2 separate regions of the Mus musculus genome follow, and region 2 is linked to region 1. A link is a loop called in an ENCODE intact Hi-C map of the cell type or tissue named here. Cell type or tissue: left cerebral cortex. All regions are shown on one strand. Links, peaks and the distances in the headings refer to the core of each region. The heading gives the core; the rest is flanking DNA. Region 1 holds the start of Trhde (TRH-degrading enzyme). Region 2 overlaps Trhde (TRH-degrading enzyme).

Region 1 (12,233 bases), core at 1,909-9,908:
TTCTGAAGTCCCAGTCTTTCAAAAAGCAACTAGGAGGCAGTCCAAATCTAACTCAGCAAAGGCATTGGAGACTAACTGCAAGCTTTCCCTCCCTTCTGGGTGTAGTCACTTCTGTTGGTAGCAGCTGAGGAATCAAATGGAGCCAGGAACTCTCAGGAGAGATCAAAGTGCCTCAGAGGTCCCTCTCTCTGATTCTGATCATCGCAACCACCACTCCAGCCCCCAGCCCCCAGCCCCTGCCCCTGCCCCTGCCAACCTTTCCTTGCAAGTTCTCTTTGTGCTCAAAATCTCAGCTTGCAATTTGGGAAAACTTTACAAAGCCAAAGCCGGGGCTTGTTCTGAATCTCCCATAGTCAAGGGAGGTGGGCTTGTGAAGGGGAGGGGGCGTGTCTGACTTCACCTGAGAGCTGGGTTACTCTGTTTCCTGCTCTTTGGTTATCAACTATTTCCCTCCACTGTAACCTGAGAAGTTGTTTTCTACATTTATCATCCTTTACGAACTGAACTGCAACCTTTAGAGAAACAAGCAAAAGCCCAAATGCCTGGCTTCATTACCAGTCTATAAGAGAAAGGTCCGACCTAGAGGAAAAGCAGTATTCATCTTTTGGCATTGCTGAGTTTGTGAACATAGCAAACGGTGAGAGGCCAGGCATCAGAGAGACCCCTATGGTTCGAGAGGACCATCCCACCTCACCTTGGCTTCCTTCCCTAACCCCGGGCTCCTGGATATTAGAAGCCAACTGGGTCCCGGAGGTCACCGGCGCTCACTCAGCAGTGCGAGCCGCCTGGCGGGGTGGGGCAGCACAGGGCACCGCCTCCCTCCATACCTTCTCTCCCCGTGGATCACGTAGGAGCTGCGGAAGAAGCCCAAAAGCTCGTTCTCTATCAGGGCATTGTAGATAATCTTCAGATTGTAATGCCTCTGCGCGTCCAGGGTTCTGTTCAATACCACCACCAAGACCTGCGTTTGTGGGTAGAGGAAAAAGCCTGCAACCGGGACAGCCCCGAACGCCCTGTCTTCAGCTACTTGCACCTTCTCCACCGCCACTCGGGAGGCGTGCAGTACCACGTAGCGGGTGGCGTTCCGGCACGCGATCTCCACGTTGACCTCCCCAGAGAAGGTGAAGTTCTCCATGAAAGCGGTGAGCATCAAATTGTAGTGCAGCGGCTTGAGGTGGCCGGATAGGCGCAGCTGTGTCCAGGGCTGCCACTGCTCCCGCTCTTCCTCCGACGGCGGCTGGGCAGACGGGGTCCCCGGGGTGCCCACCTCGCCGCTCTCACGCTGAGAGGATTCCCCACCCGCGTGGTGGTTGCGCCGGGCAGAACCTGGAAAGCTGCTGTTGCTGTCGCGCTCGGGGAAACCCCCGAGGCCACCGTCGGTGCCAGGCATCGCCGCGCTCGCTCCACACTCGTCGAATCGCAAGCTGAGCAGGACGGCCAGCATGGTGACAGCCAGCAGTGCCACGATGGACACGGCAAAGGCCAGCACAAGCCTCTTGTGCACTGCGATGTGGCGCTCCGTGGTGCGGGGTCTCACTCCCACCGAGTCAGCCCACGGGTCCGAGAGCCCCCTGCCGCTTGCCCGGAGCGCGGCGTCGTCTTCTCCCATGGTGGCCGCAAAGGGTGAACTGCTCTTCTCTGCCCCCTCCTCCTCCTTCTTCTTCCTCTTCTTTTTCTTCTTCTTCTTTTTCTTCTCCTCCTCTTGCTCCCCCCTCTCGCCGTCCAGGGCCATCACACCGCCTCCTCCTCTTCCCCCGCCCCCTCCGACACCCCTAGCGGGCGGGCCACCCGGGCCACCTCCAGCGCAGTCATTGGAGACCGCACGCGGGCGGAGGGCGCGACGCCGGCTGGGACCCTAGGGAGGCCAGCTCAGATTCTCTCAAGACAGACTCTGGAGGCTAGTGACGACCGAGACGACCCCCATCAGCCCCGCCTCTCTCCAGACAACAGCTGCGGATAGCCGGGCAACCAGCTCTGGGACGCGCCCCAACTTGGGAAGCGTGTCGCTCGCCGGGTGCGCGCTACTCGTCGGGCCAGCACCGGGCGCCCGGGCACACGCCGCCCCCGCCCCTGTGCGCCTGCGGCTCGCCTGTCCTCCCGGGCGCCGCACTCTACCAGGGTGGCGGCGGCGGTTGCTCTCTCCTCGGCTCGGCCAAGAGGACAGAGAGCGCTGGGGAGAGCGACTGAGTCGGGGGACAAGTTAGGGCTTCACCAGCCCCCCGCACTCTGGCAGCGTTGTTCCGTCTTCTGGGTGGGATGTGCTCGCCAAAACAGTTGCGGCGGTGGCAGCGGCGGCAGCCCGGAAGGCGCTGGAGCCTTCCACCCCGCAGTGGAAGAGGAGAGGATGGACCAGAGGACCGAGGAAAGGACTGGAGTAAGCTAGCCGGAGGAAGTCCCACGGCCGCGGAGCATCCGTCCTGAAGAAGCCTTCTCCACCCTGGACACTTTAAGCAGTGGTGGCGGTAAAAGGCGTGAGGTTGCGGACTGGGCAGCAAGCCTCCCGCGTTCCGATGATGCTCTGCCCTCCAGAGAAGACAAGTGAAGAAGTGTCCGGTCGGGGTGTCCACTTCAGGTAGATGAAGGTCTGAGCCGCGTCCCCGGGGGAAGAACTGAAGTGCGTGCGTGTGTGCCAACGCGTGTGCATGTGTGTGCGCGTGTGTGCGCGCGTGTGCGTGTATGTGTGTGTGTACACGGGCTCCGGGTGTAGATTTTGCCAAGGGTACTCCAGCTGCATTCAGGGACTGAAACTCCCGGAGAAACGGGAAGCAGAGAGAGGGAGCAAGCGAGGAGGAAGGGAAGGCAGGAGGGAGGAGAGAGGTTTAGCGACAGAGGCAGGCACTGGGAGATTAGAGAGAGCTTTTCTCCGCTCTGTCACACCAGACACCCACAGCCACAGAGGGGGTTGCTGAGCTGCCTGCAAGAGTACATTGTAAATCTTCGGCGCAACAAGCCCCGCAGTCACCCCTCTTCCGACTCCTTAGCCCTACTGCGGATTCCCCAGAGGGACCACTGGAGCCTTGGGCTATTAGCATCAAGAGCAAAGGCAGAGCCTGCTGGGGAGGCAGTGTCAGATCACACATCAAGCTCGCCAGAGGATTTAGAGGACTGTATGTAAATTGAAATAAATTCTCCAAAGCCTGGCTGCATATATTACACCAGTGTAGTGAAGCTAGGTGTGCAGTCAGAAATAATGGCTAGCAATGAACTAGTAGAGTCCTCCTCCGTAAGTAAAGACTAAAGACAAGAGAAGGATTCCCCATAGAACGCATTTTATTCTGAGATTGGGGAAAGCATTACAACATGATGCCCACAATACAATATTCAGAAACGAATGGAAGGAAAACTGAGGGTGGAGGCCCCATGACTTTGGATATTAGTAGGACAGTGTATCAATCCATACTCACGTGACTTGTCAGCGTCTTACTTCACCTAGGCACAATTCTTCTTTGCAACTCCCCTGTATCATCATGAAAAGTGTTTAAACTTCATTAGAACAGTTATGAACCCCCAGTGTACGCTAACAGCAAGAATCATCAAAGCACAGGACATATATAGCCTGCTGGCCGCCTTTGGACTCTCAGGAGTTTGTTGGAGTTCTCTCCACTAGAGTAGAGGGGGTGTGCTATCGAAACTTCAAAATGTGCTGATAGAGTTGTAACTAAAACAATGCTTAGAAAGACAGCCGCCTCGAAGGCGACAAAGAGTTAATGACTGGCTCAGTCAATTTAAAAAAAAATGAAGAAATGTCTCTTTACATGTTTCTTTTGTTTGTTTAAATCCAGATTGCATTTAAGAAATCATCACCATCATTATTTTCCAGAGAGAGAGAGAGAGAGAGAGAGAGAGAGAGAGAGAGAGAGAGAGAAAGAGAGAGACTATTAGCTTTGGGGTAGTGAAAAATAGGCTTAAAATGATATTGTTAAAGCCTGGCCAATAAGAGGAGCTCAGTTACACAACATCAACTTTAAACTGGGAGTCTTGCTTGCAGAAGTTCTTTTCCCTTCATCCCTAGCTAGGGTACTTGCTCAATACCATGCTTTCTAAATGTCCACTTGCATCATCATAAATAAGGAAGATGGGTGCCAGGGTGGGTATTTTTAAGCATGTTGTATGTGGGCCGCCAGCAACAGACCAGGGGAAATGCCACATTCTGTCCCAGTTACTTTTTTCTGCTCTGTTTTGAACCATCTTTGTTCTTGCTTTTTTTTTTTTTTTTTTTTTTTTTTCATATGGGTCTGGCTATGTGCATTTTAGGAGCTGAGAGCTGAGGGGTTAGATTGTTTCCCCAAAGTTAGGAAATACGGTTTAGCAAGGCAAAAGAGCACCTGAGACTCCAAGAGTACACCATATTCTTTAGTACTTCAGGGCTCTGGTCTAGACATTCAGGAACCCTGGCCTAAGGGACACAGATAGCTAGCAGCTTCTAGAGTGAGTCCTGCGAGTCTAAGCACCCCCTGCCTAATGAAGAAACAACCTTCTTAGGGGGTCTCTGAGGCTTTCTGTCTCTAACGTGATGTTAGTCGTGCAGGCTACAAGGCCATTACTTTCCAAGAACTCATGAAGATTACTGTTAGGTAACTCTCAAAACCATTGCAATGAAAAGAAAAGAAAAGAAAAGAAAAGAAAAGAAAAGAAAAGAAAAGAAAGGAAAGGAAAGGAAAGGAAAGGAAAGGAAAGGAAAGGAAAGGAAAGGAAAGGAAAAGAAAAGAAAAGAAAAGAAAAGAAAGAAAAGAGGAAAAAAAAAGCAGATCACTTACTGATTAGAAATGTTTGTCCTGACTGATTAAATTAGCAAATGGATTGTTTTTGAGACACAAATGAAGCAAATTCAAGTTTATTAACATGAAGTGGGCACAACTTATTAGCTTATTGATTCCCGTTTTGTGTGGCTTTACCCAATAAACTGAGTATCAAAGATCAAGTAAGTAAATATGTGTTTCTCTCCTGTTAATATAAAGTGAATTTTTTCTCCTTTTGTGACGTCTGAAAGTGTAAAGAACCCGAGAAAGATGCATTGGTGGAATAAAGTTTTATATTATCTTCCAAGAAAATGTTCACCCTACTGCAAACCAAAACCAGCAGAGAACAGGCAAAGTTTCAGGTTGTGAACCTAAGAGGAATATTGAAGGAATTAACCACAAACACTTGGTTTAAAAGTTGTCATTAGCATTTAAGTCCCTTGATTAGAGAAAGGTTTGGCTACTGTGATGCTACAATCAGGCTGTGTTCTTCACAAGGGAGGCACCTTCTCAGTGTCTGACACTTAGCAAGAACCATTTATTTGTTGTGAGAAAGTCATGCTGGTTTTTTTTTTTCTTTAACTAATAAATGTCATTAAAATGTTGTCCATATTAGGTCTGGGGACTTGTAAAAGCGAATATAATCTGAATGTTTAAAAGTCATGAAGTCCACCAGAAGTTGATTTTAATCAAATCTACACTCCGATCCTGTCGATAATCAAAATGAACTGTCTTGCAGGGAGCGATGGTCTGTGCTCCTTGGTTGTTTAAACTTGCACTGCCTTTTGTCCCCACACTGATTTGCATGAACATGCACAACTTGAGTGCCCTTGCATACTCCATCTCTGAAAGTGTGATTAGCTTCTTCATGTCCAGAAACTGTGTGGCTCAGAAGAAAGAGCTACGTCCCCACTCAACCCTCCCAACCTTTTGTGATCCTATTCCACTTACTTAATCAACTCAGTTTCTTGATGTGTTAATATCAGAGGGCTCGAGGAAGTACCTTTCAGCCCTCGGGAGCTAATTTCCTCATTTTGCCAAGAGGTTTTTAATCTTCTCCATGAAAGACAAACAAAATTTGAGCTGGGGAGACAAGCTCAATCAGTAATGTGGCCTACTTTGCAAACACTAAGACCTAAGTTGGATCCCCAGGACCTATTTTAGCTGGGCATAGTAGCACATACTTGCAAATTACAATACTGAAGAAGCAGAGGTGAGGAAGTTCAGGGCCTGTCTGGCCATTCAGCCTGGCCTCTTACTTGGCAAGCTCTTGGGCAATGAGAAACATTCTCCAAAAAATAAAAATAAATAAATAAATAAATAAATAAATAAATAAAAAATAGGTGAATCGTGTTTGAAGAACAGTGCCTAAAGTAAACCTCTGGCCTCCACACACATGCACACACATGTTCACATGAACATGAACACACACATACATACACACACGAAAAAAATTCAACTTAAAAATTTAAGGAGGAAAATGACATTGTAAGAACTGTACTGGCTAATGCACAGGAGACTGTAAACCAAGCAAGCCGCTACACTGGTAGTCAAAAAGACTGGCGTGCTTAGGCCTGCAATCCTTTTCTGAAGACCACAGGCAGCTAAAAGACCCTTGCTGACAGTCCAAGGCAGAAATCTCTGCTCCCCAGCTGTAGTGGCGCCCCCATGTGGCAGCAGAAAAACAGCATCTTAAAATCCAAAATAGTGATAATTTGATGAAAATCTTCAACTCTGCAAATCCCTGTTACATCAAAGTTCTTGGTAATTCTCTATTCCACAATTTAAATTTTTCATAACATTTGACCTGAGTCTTTTATAAAGAGTTTCATCCAAAAAAAAAAAGGGTTGCCTTTTCTATTAGAATCTTCCTCCTGAACTTGAAGATAAAAGACAGAATATTTAAGGAAGTTTCTGTTTTCCAACTAAAATTGATACCTTGATTTAACTGTCGGCTGTCTGACTTCTAAGGCATCAGACTGGATGGAAGTGTTATGTGAATCTGAATATGTCTTTTTAAACTGCCTGAAAACTGCTGAAGTTGTTTTTTTTATAAACCGCCTAAAGTACCAATATATTAGCACAGATTGTAAGTCCTCAGGAAGTCATACAGTTGTGCTGAAGGGAAAACAGAGTAAGTCTCTGCACAAAATGAGCCTCTCTAGATGGCAAATTTAAGAAGAAGTATGGCTGTAATCTATGATAAAATTCCCAGTCCCGGCATTCAGTGTTACATGCAAAGCAGAGAGTACAAAGAATCCAAGAAAGTTCTATTTTTCTTTGGGGGTTTCTACTGCTAGGTTTAAACTCTTCAGTGTTCACTCTGGGCTTTTGGGTTTATGATCTCTATACGAATGTTCCATAAAAAAGCAAAGTATGTATCATGGAAATGTTTGTAGTTTATTCATGAAAGCGGCAAAGATAATATGTGCCAAAGTCTACGCACAGAATAGAAATTAACCCATTAACTTCCTAGAGACTTTTCCACTGAACTACTTAATTTGTACAGGAGCAGAAGAAATGGGATAGCAAATTTATAAAAACCTGTGGTCATCAAAAATATAAATTTCTCAGACACTTGCTTTTACATACATATGGGAGGGAAAGTAGTAGTGCTAATTATTATTATTAATTATTAATTAATACTTGCTTCTTGCCACTATTGTTTTAAGTGTTTTGTCCTAGCTCATGTGGTCATGAAAGCAGCCACCATATGGACAATGCTGCTGCTGCTGCTTCCATGAGGAAACTGAGGCTCAGACCAGCTAACATCTGAGGGCTGAGCCATTTAATTAGTAAATAGCACAGTTGGGATTCAAAACCAAGCAGTGTTTCTCCCCCACCTGAACGTTAAAGATTGTGGCATACTATTCCCTGTAAGGTAAGCCTAAGATAAACCACACAGCTGTGTAACTGATATCTGTTTCATAAAGTATGAGGTCAGTGTTAGCACCAATAGTTGAGACCCTTAGAATGGAACCAGTCCACCTGGGTCTGTAGCCCTGTCAGAGCAGACAGTTTCTACTCATGACTTATGTTAGCTGAGTGTTGGCTCAGCGAAATGAAATAGATAAAATAAAATACAATGGAACCCTGAGAAAAGTAATCATTTTTATGAAGTAATGAGGAAAATAGGAGGGGAAAGTACAGTATTATCCATCCTAGGGTGAGAACAACATGATTGGAAGAGTTGCCTAGAATTTGTTTTCATGCAAAACGAGCAGTTTATATCTTAGGAGTCTTGATATTTGAATGCATTATATTTCTAGATAGATAGATAGATAGATAGATAGATAGATAGATAGATATAGGTATATATAGATATAGATATATAGATATATAGATAGATATAGATATGTATACCAGCTCAAAATCATGTGGTTTAAATGATTTCTGACTTCTTTAAACTGCGAAGAGCATCTGCCTCAAAGACACGCTTCTATAGGTAATAATATAACATCACATAAAGATATAAAATATCCTGATTTATTTCTTTCATCTGTCTCTTCTATCCCACCCTTGCAGCTTTTACATAATTTAATCCCTCATCTTTCTTTTAATAAAACATCCTATTTATCTCTTTAAATATTTCTGTGATCATAGATTGACCTTTATGCACACACACACACACACACACACACACACACACACACACACACGAACATACGTGCATAAATTTAAAACACCATATCTTATAATGCTATAAATATCAAAAGCCCAGATACAGCAATCTACTAGAAAGTCTTTAAGGTTAAATATGCTATCTTTTTAAAATTTAATACTCTGAGCACTATACAAGATGGTGGAGGTTGGAGAGCGAGAACTAGAAATGGTTTATGACCAAACAATAGTAATGAAATCTGTGCCTGGGGGGGGGGAAAATAGACTAAAACTTCCCTCAGAATAACTACTTATACAGCATCAACCAGCTCTGACCCTGAAACCCTCAGCCCTAAATGGAATGTCTCCACCAAATCTCTCCTCTCAGAGCTCAGGGAATCCTGAGGAACAGGGGGCAGAAATATAGTGAGAGCCAGAGGGGATGGAAGACACAAGAAAACAAGGTCCCCTTAACCAACAGGATCAAAGCTCATAGGAACTCGCAGGGACTGAAGCAGTATGGACAGGTCCTGCATGGGTCAGCACCAGGTCCTCTGCGTGTATATCACTGCTTCTGGTTTAGTGTTCATGGAATTCCTGAGTTTGTGAATGACTAGACCTCTCATGCCTGCACTTATTCCTGGGTTCTTTCCCTTCTGGTTGTTTTGTCCAGTTCCAATGTGTTCATTTTTGTCTTATCTTATTGTATCATAGTTTATCTTATGATTTAAAAAGAAAAATGAGTAAACGAAAGAAAATGACAACCTCTGGAACTGAAAGGAACTTTCTGCTCCACAACAGTCCTGGAAAGACAACTACCCTGAAGAGAGAGAGACGTTTGGAGTTATTACCATATTACAATGTGGGTAGTGGCTTCATCAAATAGGATTCATTCCCTTAATAGAATAGAATGCAGAGTCGATTTAGTGAGTAGCTTTGCCGGGGATCTTCCTTTTTGTCACTTTTTTCTTTAGTGCCACCTTGTGGGTTAGACAGTAACATAATATTTACTAAAGAGGCTTCAGTTTGGAGTTTGGTCTCTGTCCATCCATCTATCTTTCTGCTGTATTAAACCTAGTATTAGAAAATACCACAGTGAAGCTATAACCACCCCCCCTTTTTTTCCTCTAAAAGAAACAACCACTTCACCAAAAGATACTTGCCACAATTCTGCAATCATCCATTCAGGACACCAGAACAATTTCTCAGAGATTGAAAATATTGGAGTCTATACACACACACACACACACACACACACACACACACACACACACACACACACAAAATCGAGGTTCATTTACAGGATAATCACCAAACTTATCTAGGATCGCATAAGTGGCAAGCTCTACCTGGTGATTTTTTTTCTTCCATAAGAAAAATAAAGTGTTTTTTCTTAACTCGGGATCATCATTTCGACAACGGTGGCCTGTGGGAATTGATTCCAGGGGATCTGAAATGCTGCTTAATCCTGTTTTCTCAAAGCTCCCATATCTGACTCAGTCAGTATGCCCTTACTTCTGGCAACAGATTGAATGCATTTGCATTGAGTTACCTTACTCAATTTCTTCTGAAATTATGCTGCTGCTATAAAGGGAATAAGGAAATGGGCAGGATAGTGTGCGGCAATGTCTTTTTTAATTGAGAAACACAGGGAATGTGTTAGGCAACCAAACACCCTCTATGTATTAGAGATGCTATAGTCATCTTTTATCTAGCCAGACAAACAGGAATGGTTCCACCTGAACACACTGCTTTTATAGGTAAGTGTGTACATGTGTCTGTGTGTGCGTGCACGTGTGTAGATGTGGTGTGGTAGGGAAACACATTTTGAAACTGCATTTATGAAGTCATTTCAGAACAAGAGTAAGTAGTATGCAATCCAGTCACCTTGACGTCTTGCAGAGGTAAATATTTGTGTTTGAACTCTCGCCCTATTTTAGAGTTGAAGGTTATAACGTATTGTTCAGGAAGTAATTGTTCCTGGATATGGCAACAAGGCCTTAGATTTGAACTATCACCTAAATATCATCTATGCTGCCATCATATATATAATAACAAGAATTTAAGTTATTTTTATAGAGTTGCTAAAATCTTATTACAGAACTAGGGCAGCCAACTTCTACCTGACATACTGCCAAACCTTCAGAATTTCACTCCTTGGTCATTTTTAACATGGAGGATGTACGTGTTTTACCTCTGTAAGTGATGTGTTGTTACTTCCAACTCAAGGAAGGGATTTTAATTGTTAATCTTTGAGTCTTTTGATATTTGAATCTCTCCCTGACTTTCTGACAGACTTCGTTTCCTTCCAATTTGGTTCAAAGACAAAGCAAAGGATTCCTTGGGATGGCAACAATGGATCTGCCATCCTCCTTTTAACTCTAAAAATCCACCACTCAACAGGTTCTTTTGCTCGGAGTTTCACCTAAACAAATATATCAGCAAAGGATACTCTCTTGCCTGAGGACCATATGTTTTCAATCTTTCTCTTGTGCTTCAATTTCAGCCTTAATAATGAAAGTATGTCTTCTCTCACTGTAAACTGGGTGAGCTTCTGAATAGTCTTCTCTAGAAAATTCCTTGCTCCTGTGCACAGTTGGAGGAATAAAAGCCACAGTGGATACAAATAAGAAATACCTCAACTTAGTGCAGTGCCTAACTCCAATAACAAATTTCATCTTTGTACTTTTATAACATTCTTATTATACATGAGGCCTTTAAAATAAAATTCCAAGAAGCAAATCCGCATCCTATCTTACTCCGTTACTGATTTCAAATTAAGCAGATCCAAATTAATTGGGTTACATTAGATAGCAACAGCCTTTTCCTTTAATGTCAAAAAGCTTATACGATTGCCTTCCAGTTTTCTTAAAAATGAGACCCCATCAGATATTTTTCTTGACATTTCTTGTGGGTTTCATTTTCAGTTTCTAAGGATCATTTGTTCCTTTAATCCTCCAATGTGGGGAAGTAATGAATATTGATTCATAATAGAAGTACTAACACTCAACTAGGTAAACTCAGTAAGGGATGGCTGTTCATGTTCCATTTTGTCTTCTAGACAGAAAATCAAACCCATTTAAAGCAAATGATGTGTTTTATGTCAATGTATGTCTGTAGGTTCACATGAATGCTGACAACCACTTCCTAGGATCATCAGGTCACCTATGGGATGTATGTGTCTCATTTATCTGTACCTATCTATGAAGATACAGACTCAAGGAGATAAGAGTGGAGACGTGGGCTTCCTATGTTTTATGTAAGGGCTTTATCAGTCTCTGTCTACCCTGAACTGTAATTAAATGCACTAGCCGTTCCTTGTGCCACCCTCTCATTCCCAGAGCTTGCCAGGATGGCCAAGCTGATAATAATTATCCAAATAGATAGCTCTAATACTGCAATTATAGGATCATTTCTTTATTTTGGTGAGATTTACCTATAGTAGCTCCCTGTTTAATGTTCAATGTTCTGTAGCAATTCTCTTTTTAAATGTTCGGTGCAGGAGCTAGGCCTTGCAGGATGTACAAATAATCAAGTCTTAGCAATATTATAAAACATAATCCACATTATGGATTGAGCAGAATGAGCCCTCAGATCTGATTGCCTACGGCTCAGACGTTAATGCTGCCGAGACACCTTGTATATATACTAAGCTAGGTGGATGGAATTACATTAAAACAGGAGAATGAGTTGTGCTCTGGACCCCAGTCACACTTCATCAGTCTTTGCCTGCTTTGCCTGCCTGCAATAAAGGAGCATCGGCTTTCCAGAGTTTCTCCTTCCTTCTGTGTCCACAATTCCAAGGTGGATCAAGCCTGAGTGTCCAGGTATGAACTACTTCATTCAGTTTTTCCAGAAATGTAGGATTCATTGCTTTTTCAGGGGTCCAAGTTA
Region 2 (12,233 bases), core at 2,427-10,426, 340 kb before region 1:
GTGCCTTCATAAAGAAAGTATACAAATAGCGTATTAGTGACTTAACTGGACATCTGCACCCTCTAGAACAAAAAGAAGCAAACACATCCAAAAGGAGTAGATGATAAAAAAATCAAACTGAGGGTTAAAAATCAATAAAATAACAACAAAAGAGAACAATGCAAAGAATCAATGAAACAAAGACTTAGTCCTTTGAGAAAGTCAACAAGATAGACAAACCCTGATCCAAAGTAACTAAAAAGCAGAGAGAGTATATCCAAATTAACAAAATCAGAAGTGAAAAGGGGGACAAAACCATAGACATCAAGGAAATACAGTCATACTTCAAAAACCCACATTCTGCAAAATTGAAATATCTAAAAGAAACGAACCACTTACCAAAGTTAAATCAAGATCAGATAGACAATTTTACTACACCAATAATCACCAAGGAAATTGAAGTCATTAAGAATCGAAACAAACAAACAAACAAACAGAAAACCAGGCCACTTTTGTGTTTGGATGAAATGTTCTGCAGATATCCGTTTGAGACAAATCATCGGTTTTTAATTTTGGAGTCTTGGCAGGACTGCCTTGAAATTCACAACTACAAATAGCTTAAAAGGCTATGTGAGGAAGTTTGAAGAGTCCAAAACTGGATACTTATGATAGTGTTAGATTTCTTTTATATATATGACTTTCTAAAATCCATTAAACTTTACTTAAAAGAGTAAATAAAAAAAGAAACAAAGAAAGCATGTTCCATACATCATTTTAGCCCATATCATAAAGCAAAAACTGGCACTAAATAGGCACTTGATAGATATTCCTCAAATTGTGTCAATAATATTGTATCACTTTGAAAGAAATCAAGAGCATTTGCCAAATCTTCTTAAATTTACACATTATCATGATTTCCTCAAAAGTAAATATTTTCAATGATGGTTAAAGGGCTTTAAGAAGACAGGGACATTGTACATAAATAGTACAAAAATACCTAATATAATATAACCTGTTATAGAAGTTCAAAGTAAATCAAGCTAGTGCTAGGGGTGGCGGGGGCCAGGAAAGGTTCAGCCCAAAATATTCCAACCAGCAGGTGGCACTATTTGGGAGGTTATGTTATCCTTGCATTGTGGGGTCTCAGAGAGTGCACTACAGGTGGGCTCTCAAATGTCCGACATGCATCTCATTGCAGTCTAAGTTTGCTGTCTTCTGTGCTGAGCTGTGGAAATAGGCAGTCACAAGTTTCTACCCCATCAGTTGAGATGCTGACGCTGATGCTCCTACTGCTGCCACCGCCATGTCTTCTTTATCATGATGAACAGAGGACCTCTGAAACTGTGAGTCAAAGGCCATTTTCCCTCTAAGTTGCTTATTGCAGGTATTTTTTTTCATAGAAACAAGAGCAAAAAGTACAGACACTCTATTTATCATTGAAGGTGTGGTAGAGACATAAGGATTCATGAAAGAAGAGGTTGTATAACTCAAGGTTCCTTTACATTGGCTAAAAACGTGACCTTTCACGTGCAATCATTAACAGTAGGAAATAAATTAATCTCCTCCCCTTTCATACTTATAAGCTTTGTGAGCTGATAATATTTATATTGAAGTAACTCTTAAACTGAAGGTTCATCAAATTGGAAAACTGGCTGGAAGACAATATTTTGGGTCAGCAGAAGTTAAATAGAGATTATAGAAAAGCCCATAAAAAGTGTCCATCAAAATTATCTGGACATATTGATATGCTCCTCAATGTTTTTCTTCAATAGTTTTTATCTACAAGTGCTTTATTGGCTTACTAGGAAAATAGATAGATACACATCTGTAATTAATATTGAAAGAGTTGAGCCTGTTATGCAGGTAGTCCACACCTGGCCTTTGCAATCATCTTTCGCTTGCCTCATGGCCAAAGTACACTGGCCGGGCCACAGAAGAGAGCCTGAGGTCTAGTGCATGCCTGGTAGTACTGTCCTGTAGAGCAGTGCAGACAGAGTGAAATCCATCCTCATTAAATTCTTGTCTACCTCTTCAGCAGCCTTCTGCTATGTCTCGATGGAATTTGGTATGATCTGAGATACTTAACACAGACACTCCGGCACTTCAGGCCCACCAGTCTGCACACCCTTAAATGGGCATCTACACCCAGTGCACGTGAGGAGTGAGATTGTTTCTCACGTATGATGAAAGTCACGGTTAGAGCTGGAGAATGACAAGGTGCTCTGATGTATGCTTTCAAAGCCTGACTCTGGTTACTGGGGAAGACAAACTCAAATGGGCCACATGATCTTTCCAGATAAGAAAGAAGCTAATTATGGTTTCCCAATTGATCTGCTCATGATATGCTGGCTTGGAAATTTTATATTTAGTAAGTGAAATGGATGGCAAGAAGCCACAACCACTGACTTTTTGACATTTTCCAAGCAAAAGATTTGCTTTTGATGGTATCAGAAGCAAAGGAGTCTCTCAGTATTCTTCATGCAAATGTGATAACTTAGAGGAGACCAATAATAAATCCTTTAATTGATGAGAAAATATATTTTAAAATAAAATACACTCTGTATCCAGGAAACTTCATATTTCCATTTGGAATTAGTAGAATTAATAGGAAATTCAAGTGAAATATATATATTGATTGGACATAAGAATATTTTAAGATAATTTATGATTTCCACGGGAAACAGAATCCCTAAATCAGCTCTGTTTATTTCACTGTGACGTTTTCTAGTAAAGTAAAAAGTTACATTGGAATAAAATAAATAAATAAATAAATAAATAAATAAATAATAAAAGGAAGATTTTGCAGAGGCTTGGTTTGCCTCCACAAGGGTATTAAATCATCTTCCTAAAGGCCCATGAATAAGAAAGTCTTCTAATTTTCTATATGACTGCATTGAGAGAAATCTGTGAATAACAGGAAACTAGAAAAGAAAAATATTCCTCAAACCACATAACTTAAAAATAACCTGGCAAATCTTCGGTGTAAAGTTGGTTGAAAGTTATGCTTTTCATATAGATTTGATTATAATACACACGTGTGTTCAAATATTAAAACTTTATATGTTTTCGTCCCTCAGAACTTTTCAGAAGGGCCGGAGAATCTGTTCTAATACTGTTCTGCTGGAAAAATAGGTTTAATTCACCATTGTTCAGTATTTTGATTAAATGTATCCTTCAGATCCCGGAGATAAAGGCTACATGTATGTGATGCTTTGCATGTTCTAGACAGACAGATTATCTAAATTCATATTATCAAGGTAGATGCTAACATATAACCATTCCAACCACCTCTAAGTAAATTTCTAAGTGAATGTTTTCAATCTTTGTCAAACAGCAACTTGTCCTAAAGAGAAAGAAAAGTAACCAAACACAAACACACAAACACACACACACACACACACACATCAATCACCAATGACCCATATATATATATATATATATATATATATATATATATATATATATATATATACACACACTCTGTGTGTATCCATTTAGCTATTAGTTCTGTATATGCATTATATAATCAAAACCTCAAATTATTTGTACTATACCCAATGTACAGTTACTCTGAAATATTACCTAATCCTTCAGGGACATATTTTAAATGAAGATAATGTTAGTATTTAACCTAATGTTTTTTAGGAAGTCCATGATATTCTTAACACTATTTGAAGAAGGTTTAAGTCCTAGAGAGAGACCCAGAGATATCCCAGCTCACCTCAAAAATCTCAGAAGGAACCCTGAAAATAGTCTACCACCAGTTAGCTCCAGAGGCATCAGTATAGTTGTATTTGAACTTCAACCTCTAGGGTCCGCAAGGACAAAGGGGAAGAAGTGTGAGAGCATTTTGTCAACTGTAAAGAGATGCTCAAAAATGGTGGACAGCTTTCAGAAGGGAGACCCAGAACTAGACCTTGGCAGCCACATGTTCAACATCTGTATTCTGCCCTTGATTTGTTCCTTCCATCAAGCCACTAAACCCACGTACAGAACCCAACACATCCATTTTCCCTGTTCGGGATAAAGCACCAAATGATAGTGTAATCGCCAAGGGAAAATTATTACGCTATTCTGAATTATCTCCTTCATAAATCCTAGACGAGTTAAACTGGCTCTGTCACCAAAACGACAGGGTTGCCGTACAGCGGTGTGGATTCTACAAACAAACTCCTATAAATCCCTGAGCAGCACAACTCTCCAAAGTCATTTTGAATCATGTGCTTAAGTCAGGAGTGGGAAGCGGGGCTGACAGCATGTTGGGACCACAGAGGAAAAAAAAAATGAGAAGGTTGACTTGATTATCAGAAAGCAAAATAGTCCAAAGTATTCCATTACTTGTCTGATGCACAACCACATACCACATGGGAAATATTTCTGTTCTTTTTAGTCTTAAACATTTTGTTCTATTGCATGCATGAAAATACAGCACTTTTAAAAAATTTAATAACAATTAATGGGCTATCATCTTCACTTCTCTTAAACTAGATAGCTGTCATTAGCTATAGTGAAGCACATCAAAAAACGAGTTTCAAGCAATACAAAGTGATGGAAAAGGGACAGGGAAGAATCCACCTCCTGTGTGTGCTGTGCATTTTCTCCTTCTATAATCTTAGTAAAATATTCTGTACTTACAGAGAAATGAAACAGCTAATCTAACTCTTTATGACTTAAAGTGATATTTTCCCACCTCTCCGAATATTATGCTCCATTCCAAATTAGAGGTAAGAGCTAGCCAGAGTCATTACAGATGAAATGGGGAAAGTAAAAATACACTTTTATTGCCACCAAGATAGAAAAGGGACTTCAAATATATAATTCACAATATAGGAAAAGATATGTCAGGAAACAAAATGCATGTGCCTGCTTGTAATCACCTTTATACAAGCAGACATGGCAGTTATGTTTTGAGTAATTTATCCTTATTACAGTAGGAATCGATGACCTGAAGAAATAAAGGACCAAACTGAACACATTGATGGAGACACAAGTACTGTGAGGTAAATGGTAGCATCAAAATGACGGTAACAACTCAGGGAAGGATTTGTATGTTGAGTTTGAGATTGACCTGAAAAGCTAAGTTCATAGAATAAAAATCCACTGAAATTATCTGAAACCTGCTGCTAACTCTACACAATATCAGAATAGCATATCTTCATTTTGTATTCTCCAAAATATTTTGCTTGGACCACTACAGCATGCCCTGAAAAGGGTTGTCTGAAAGCCAGCATTTCTAATTGTTATATAACTTTCTCTGTTTCAACAGCAGCTTCCAGGGGATAGCCATCCAACACACACAGTAGTGGTTTAGAAATATTTAATTAATGCTGGACTCTGTTGCCAGAAGTAGAAGACCTTAACTTTTCCTCGATTTTCTCTAATGTTGATGATGTTCACCTAAAACTTGAGAAATATAATGATGATGATGTTCTAACTGCTTAACGATGATTAATAATTAGAGGACATTAGCAATATAGATTTGCCGCATTCCAACAGTGACACTCATTAATTTTAATAACAGCCCCATGGTTGAGCCTATTTTGCAGCCTGAGAGTTTACCCTCATTTCCACTTATCAGAGGTAATTTTCTAAAGTTGAAGCAAGGATAAAAATGCAAGATGATAATAAAAATGTGCCTGGTACTTGGGAAAAGTTATTCATGTGATCCCAAAATATGTGGTTCTAAAACCACATGATCATCAATTGCACAAAACCCACGTCAGTGTTTTTTTTTTTAAATGTGTCTTGTTCAAATTCTCACATGTAAGTTCAATAATATTTTAATAGGAAAATATATAAAAACATTTGTTTCTCTCCAATTATAGATCAGTAGTTATATGACAACCCCAGAATCTTAGTAAAGCCCTTTCTACTGCCTCTTAGTTTGCATTGTGAACAAAACAATCATTTACAGAAAAAAAAATTACATTTCAGACTGAGTAGTAGAAATTTAGGATAAAATACACCAAAATAAGAAAGCATTTTAATGTTATCCATTCTTCAGTTGTTTTATATGTGTAGATAATGTGTTAAATCATATCCCTAAAATCATTAAATCATAACTCTCCCTGTCTTGCTTCCTCTTCCTCCTCAAGAAATTCATTCAGGACACTTCACCTTCTACCTTCATAGCTTTTAAAAATGTTTTTAAATTCCACTTAAATCAAATAGGGTTGCTTGCATGAACATGGGTGATGCTGTTTGTTGAATGGAGCCTAGGCAACTAACCAGTGTCTAGACCACTGAAGAAAATGATTCCTATCACCTTTAACTGCAGCGGGCATGGGAGTCCTCAATATAATACATTATATATAATATTATAATATAATCTCAATATATTAGTGTGCTCAGCCTTTCACACTGAGCAATGATTAGTGTAAAACCTAACTGTGGGTCAAAGTACTGAGAATAAGAGGATATTTGACACTCAATCCTAAAATGATCATCGATCTCACCTCTACCAAGGTGTGACAACACTAGAAAAGAAATGGCAAAAAGACATTAAGGCTAGAGGATGGGAACAGGGCTCTGGAAGATGTTCTGGACATACCCCGCCCATTCCCTCATGACGTCATAGCCGGCTGTGACTCATGCAAGACCTGTGCAAAATTGAACCCCTGAACATTCCTGTTATGGAATTGTACTTTGCAAATGAATAGTATGGGCTAAAGAAGATAAAGAAAAATGGTGTGCTCCACACGACCTAAAGTGAGCTTCAAGGATTTATACCTTAACTCTTCAACAACAGGATCGTTGTCTCAATTAGATCTGAATGTTCTTAGACTCTTTCCTAAGGATTCTTCTCTTCCAAGTTCTTCTGCTTGCTTTCTTCAAACTGTCCCTTCATAGACGCCACATTCTTTTGCTTTAATTCTTTTCTATCTTAATTAAACAGGTGGATATTTTAACTTTTTAACATAATGTAAAATTCTTCCGCATTTATGATTACTAAACCCTTTTTCTCCTGCCGTGTTTCTCTAGCTGGACACCATCCCTGTCATTATCATTCATATTTGAAAGGGACTTTTAGAGGATCTGAGTGGCTGCTGATGGAGCGTCGCTAGAGAGCAGTTGTGGTGAATCGACTGGAGCAGACGTAGTTTCCATTTATGGTTGTTATTTCAGACCCGGTTCTGATCAAATCAGTGGTTCCATCTGTTTAGGGGCATATCTCTTCTCCATCCTCCCGTTTCAGTTAGGCGACCAAGTGGTGTGATGCACAGTTCAGCCCTGTACTTTGCAGGTTCTATTGTGGTGATTTAGCATTTAATTGTTTCTTCCAGCTGCCTCAATTTAGGGTTGCCAAGCCAATTGCCACATATGTGTCTTTCAGCCCACCACTCATACCCTCTGCCTCCCACAAAAATGAAGGTTTTACATGTCTTCCCTAACAGGCCTGAGGGTTTTTGTTTTTTTTTGTTTGTTTGTTTTGTTTTTGTTTTTTTCCCCTGCTGTTCCCTGTGGAGAAAGATTCAGGATTGCATGCCTCCAGAGGTCAATTTTCCAAGTAAGGAAGTCCTGTTAGCGGTATGGCTTATAACGTTGTAGGGTACTACTCACTGAAGACCCGAATATGCTTTTATCTGGTCTCAGAATATGCCTTTTGCTTTGACTCCCAACCAAGTGGATTTGCCATTATGTTGTTTCTGACTTGGCACTGTATCTATCTTTAGATTGCATTTAAACACACGCAGAGTTTTTTGTTTGTTTGATTTTTATAAATCACTGTTGTCTTTCTTCTTCTTTCATGGAGTCTGTATAGAGTGTTACTGCTACTTGCAATTGGTATTGAGGAATTAGAGGATAATAAATATGTATGTTTTACCTTATTCAAATAAATATCTATCGGGAAACAAAGCAAAAATAATTGGTCCTCGTAACTCGGGTTTGAGAGGACTGTTGACGGCAGCACCCTCCTGCACAATACTGCTCAGGGCACTTTCAGTTGTCATCCATAGATTATTCTGCTTACGCTTCAGCACATTGGTGCTTTCCATCTCCTCATGTCCTCAAAATTAGGCGCCACTGTTGTAAGTGATTTATATCCTGGAAAGTAGGCAGATGTGAAACAAATCTTGTTCCAACTGAAATATTAAAATTGCTTATATGTTTATCTGTACCGTAACTCTGTCTTGTTATAACCAAGACAATTTCAATTTAACCGAAGGGCTACATAATAAAACTAAAACAGCCCCGAGTCAGACATGAGGACACACAGCTGCAATCTTCATAGACTGGGACAGAAGAATTGTTACTTCTGTGCTAGCCTGGGCTACATAGATTCTGAAGTAAAACTTTAAAAAGTCATAGGTAATATTGAATATCTCTAAATATATATCTATATATATATATATACACATATGTGTTGATGAAAAGCATTGTTAAATATATAGCATTAGAAAATATATTCATTTTCTCCCTTTTCTTGCTACAATGCTACCAATAATAAAAAATTGTAAAAAGATGATTGTTAGTTAATTTTATCTGACTAAATTTCTGTTTAGTAACTGTCTGAAGTAAATGGTATTTTGAAGAACACTGTATTTTAAGAAAAAAAAGAGAGATTACAAGTTTCTTTTCCTTTGCCTCCTCCGTTGTGGCATTATATAAGGAAAAATAGCCTAGAACATATGTGGCTTGTAAGAAGCCCCACATAAAATTTCTATTTTAGACATCTTAGAAAATCTCATGTTATTTCGATTTTGGAATCTAAATGTAGACATATTATATATAACTTTATCTTACATTTTCTAAGCAAAATACAAGTTGCTTTTGACTAACTATATAATACAATAAAGTTCACAAGATTGTTAATAGTTGTTAACAAGGAAAAAAGAGTGCTACAATATTCAAAGCTTGGATCCAACATTGAGTCTCCAAGATCTTTTGGGTAAAGGAGTCTTAATGGAAAGACACTGTGTGTCCACATTGCTTGTGGGTTCTTCACAAAGCAAGGCATAGTCTGTCCGGGGACCAAGGTTTCTTTCCTACAGTATGGTTGGCACAGAGATTGTTCTTTTCTTTCCTAAAGTCTCATTAGTGGCATAATTCAGAGATATATGCTTTAAAAGAGGATCACATAAAAAAAGTGAAGCTGATTGACAAAAGGAACTTGTGAAATGGCCTTTCTATTTTGTTAAGTCAGTTGAAGCTTAAGTCTGTGCGTTTCTCCTGTATTTAGACCAGCATTTTTCAATGGCTGGGTCAAAATCCCTTTTCAGGGGGGCCACATATCAGATATTCACACTGTGGTTCACAACAGCAGCAAAATTACAGTTTTGAAGGAGCAATGAAGTAACTCTATGGTTGGAAGTCACCACAACATAAATAGTTGTAGGAAGGTTGACAAATACCGATCTAGACATTTGAAATCAGAGCATGTATCTTCGTCTAAAATTCAGAACAGATTATTGTAATTCCTTTGAATTTAAATTTAATAATTTCTCATGTTGATTTTGTTGTGATGTTTATCTTTGATGTCCAACTCTTCCAGCCACTTTATTGTGGGAACTCTTTGATAATTATCCAAAGTACTAAGGTTTTCTGAGTTGCTGTTAGCAAGTAACTTCTGATACCACCTAACACTTGGTGTGAATGGTATCACACTATATATGCAGGATATTATTTCTTTTCTACAATTTTTTTAAACATCATCTTACAGAATCAGGAAAATGGTCAGTATTGTTAAAATATGAACAATCCTTCCTTGTTACTGTTTTTTGTTTGTTTCCCTTGGTCATGTGCAGGGTCTCCCGAGTGTGTGTGTGTGTGTTTTAAATTCAGGAACTAGATGTTATTTCTATTTGTTTGTTCCAAGGAACAAATTTTGCAGCAAGTGAGTTTACTCACTGAGCCATTTTTCCAGCCTATACATTAGTTTTTAAATTGTCTAACATGCATGGTGGATAATCACCACATATATTTGACATATTTTCCTAGGAAACAGTCTGGAATTATATATTTTAAATTTAGGGTATTTTAGTATATTTGATAAAATTTTGTAATACACGTAAGAAATTGATGAGTAGATTCATATAAGCATCAACTTGATGAAGTGTGCATATTTCTACCATGTAGGATTTAATAAAAATGTATAGGTAAAGATTTTGTTGAAAGTTAAAATGCTCTCAAAATACCATCAGTGTGTTTATGCAGAGGCACATGGATCATTCTCAGCCACGTACTAGGAGTTCTAGACACAGCATTAGCATATAACTTTTATATTTAAGATTTTATGCTATATTTTAAATAACTAATAGGTTATGAGGCCATTAGAAATCAAAGAAAATCTAGAGAGAACTCATTCTACAGGAATAAGAATAAAGTTTAAAACTAAGTGTCAAGCAGAATATTAAAATGAACGCACATTAAAAATTGATTCTATCTAAAAATCCATCCTCCGTTATTTGTTTAAAAGTCAAGTGAAGTTAATGAAGAGAGAGAGAGAGAGAAAGAGAGAGTACTTTTATTCAGTTTTACAGGCCAGAACTATCAGCTCACTGTCATATATCTCTTTAATATAATAACTAAGACCCTGGTCTGTAATGACTGTCACACAATAACAAGAAATAGTTCATGTGCATTGGTCCTAAGCCCATACTGAAGGTTTCTATTTCCCTGTTTTGTTTAATACTCAAAAGAAAAAGCTCTTGCAAATGCCATTTTATTACTATTTGTTGATAGCTAGCATGAGGATGACAGACATTATTAATTTGTTTCAAGACATGATTTTTGTTGTAAAGACAAACACTTGTATCTAATTTCAGATCGAATGACTTGCCTATTCCTTTTCCAAGCTAAAAATAATTTTAAAAATTGCAACATAGGAAGAACAACAATATCAGCCAGCCAGACTCCCCAGAACTCCCAGGGACTAATTTGCCAACTAAGGAGTACACATGGAGGGACCTATGGCTCCAGCCGCATATGTAGCAGAAGATGGCCTTGTCAGGCATCAATGAGAGAATAGGTCCTTGGTCCTATGAAGGCTCAATAGATGCCCCAGGGTAGAGAAATCAAGAATAGGGAGGAGGAAGTGGGTGGGTAAGTGGAGAAAAGTCTTCATAGAAGCAGGGGGAGGGGAGATGTGATAGGGGGTTCCAGGAGGGGGTAAAGGGATAACACTTGAAATGTAAATAAATTAAAAAAATCAAAATCAAAATAAAATTCACCACACCTGTGCTGACCATTATAGGCTAGGTCATTATTTAAAAAAAAAAAAAAAGGTAATTAAATAACATTTAAATTATTACTTCTTAAACTTTTTTTGTCTAAAATAATACATAAAATTAAATGAAGTGCTTCAGTTCAAAAGATTAATTATTATAGAAAACTTATTCTGACTGTGAAATGTATTCATTTTAAAGAACCATTTGACAATTTGTTTCAAAAGTTGGAAACAGAGTCTCATTGATAAGTTCCACAACCAAAATTCTAGTATATGCCTTAGCAAACAATTAAAATAATAAAAAATAAGCACAGAAGTGCTTTTATGCATATTCATAGACATGTTACTAAATTTCAGAAGAGATAAAAATTACCTCATGACCCCAATGAATTATAAAATATGAGCTGAATTTCAACCAACCCCCATCCATCTAAGTGACTTCAAAGATCATGTTCCTTTGTGCCTGCTTACACACCTGCTATCTGAGAGGATTAATTTCATCGATAATATCTAATAATAGCTATGAAAGGCGATGGTGTTGCATTTCAGGTTGGAGCTAACTGCAATTTCTGCAGCCTGAGAACTGGCATAGTGAGAGGAGAGACACACGAGGAAAACCCTGAAGCCTTTCTATCCTAGAAACCAAAACTCACGATGAATACCCATGCACACTGAAGAGTAAGGTAACCGCAAAGGCAAATGGAAAGAAAAGAAGCGTCCCTTTGTAAACTGTGCTTTCTGTGATCAGCTCTTCCTATAACATGCATGTGGTGAAGTACTGTAGTAATAAGATATGTGTAATAAGTATAGGGAAGAAATTAGGAAGTAAGCTTAAGTGGACATAACATCAATAAAAATCACAAAACATTAGCAAAAATTGTAAAGCTAAATGTATCTAAATATTTACTCACACTAGATGTTAAAGGGCGAAATACTAAAAAGTGGACACCATCAGAATAAAAAGATGTAAAGTATAAGTTATCTGCAAAAAGAGGAAAATTTTGTTCAAAGACAATGAAATATTCAAAGTAAATATAACTAAGTGATGTGCTGTGCAAAGGTTAAGAATAATAAGACTGTATGACTA

What was found. Peaks named below come from ENCODE experiments on the same cell type or tissue, not always from the same donor. Only the 100,000 strongest peaks of a DNase experiment are listed, where the experiment ranks them.
Region 2: it touches region 1 in a loop (2.2-fold over the local background); 2 of 42 quality-filtered maps call a loop at or near these places.

The regions. Positions count from the first base shown.
Region 1 is chr10:114,799,692-114,811,924 of GRCm38, forward strand. It overlaps Trhde (TRH-degrading enzyme), which reads right to left and starts at 2,611. Exons shown (of 19, transcript NM_146241.3): 1 at 828-2,611. The coding sequence starts at 1,732. Gm15723 (predicted gene 15723) reads left to right here and starts at 2,035. Exons shown (of 2, transcript NR_155864.1): 1 at 2,035-2,572. In left cerebral cortex, for the core only: CTCF peaks have their summits at 2,924, 6,406 (motif pointing left) and 9,311 (motif pointing left); DNase peaks (open chromatin) are centred at 2,034, 2,343, 2,804, 3,536 and 4 more places; H3K4me3 peaks cover 2,493 bases; H3K27ac peaks cover 1,663 bases.
Region 2 is chr10:114,454,713-114,466,945 of GRCm38, forward strand. The region is part of intron 12 of Trhde (TRH-degrading enzyme); the gene reads right to left. Among named protein-coding and RNA genes, the nearest start is that of Gm40766, 300 kb to the right of the region's middle. In left cerebral cortex, for the core only: no CTCF peak of the experiment used is centred there; DNase peaks (open chromatin) are centred at 7,144, 8,605 and 8,959; H3K27ac peaks cover 2,135 bases.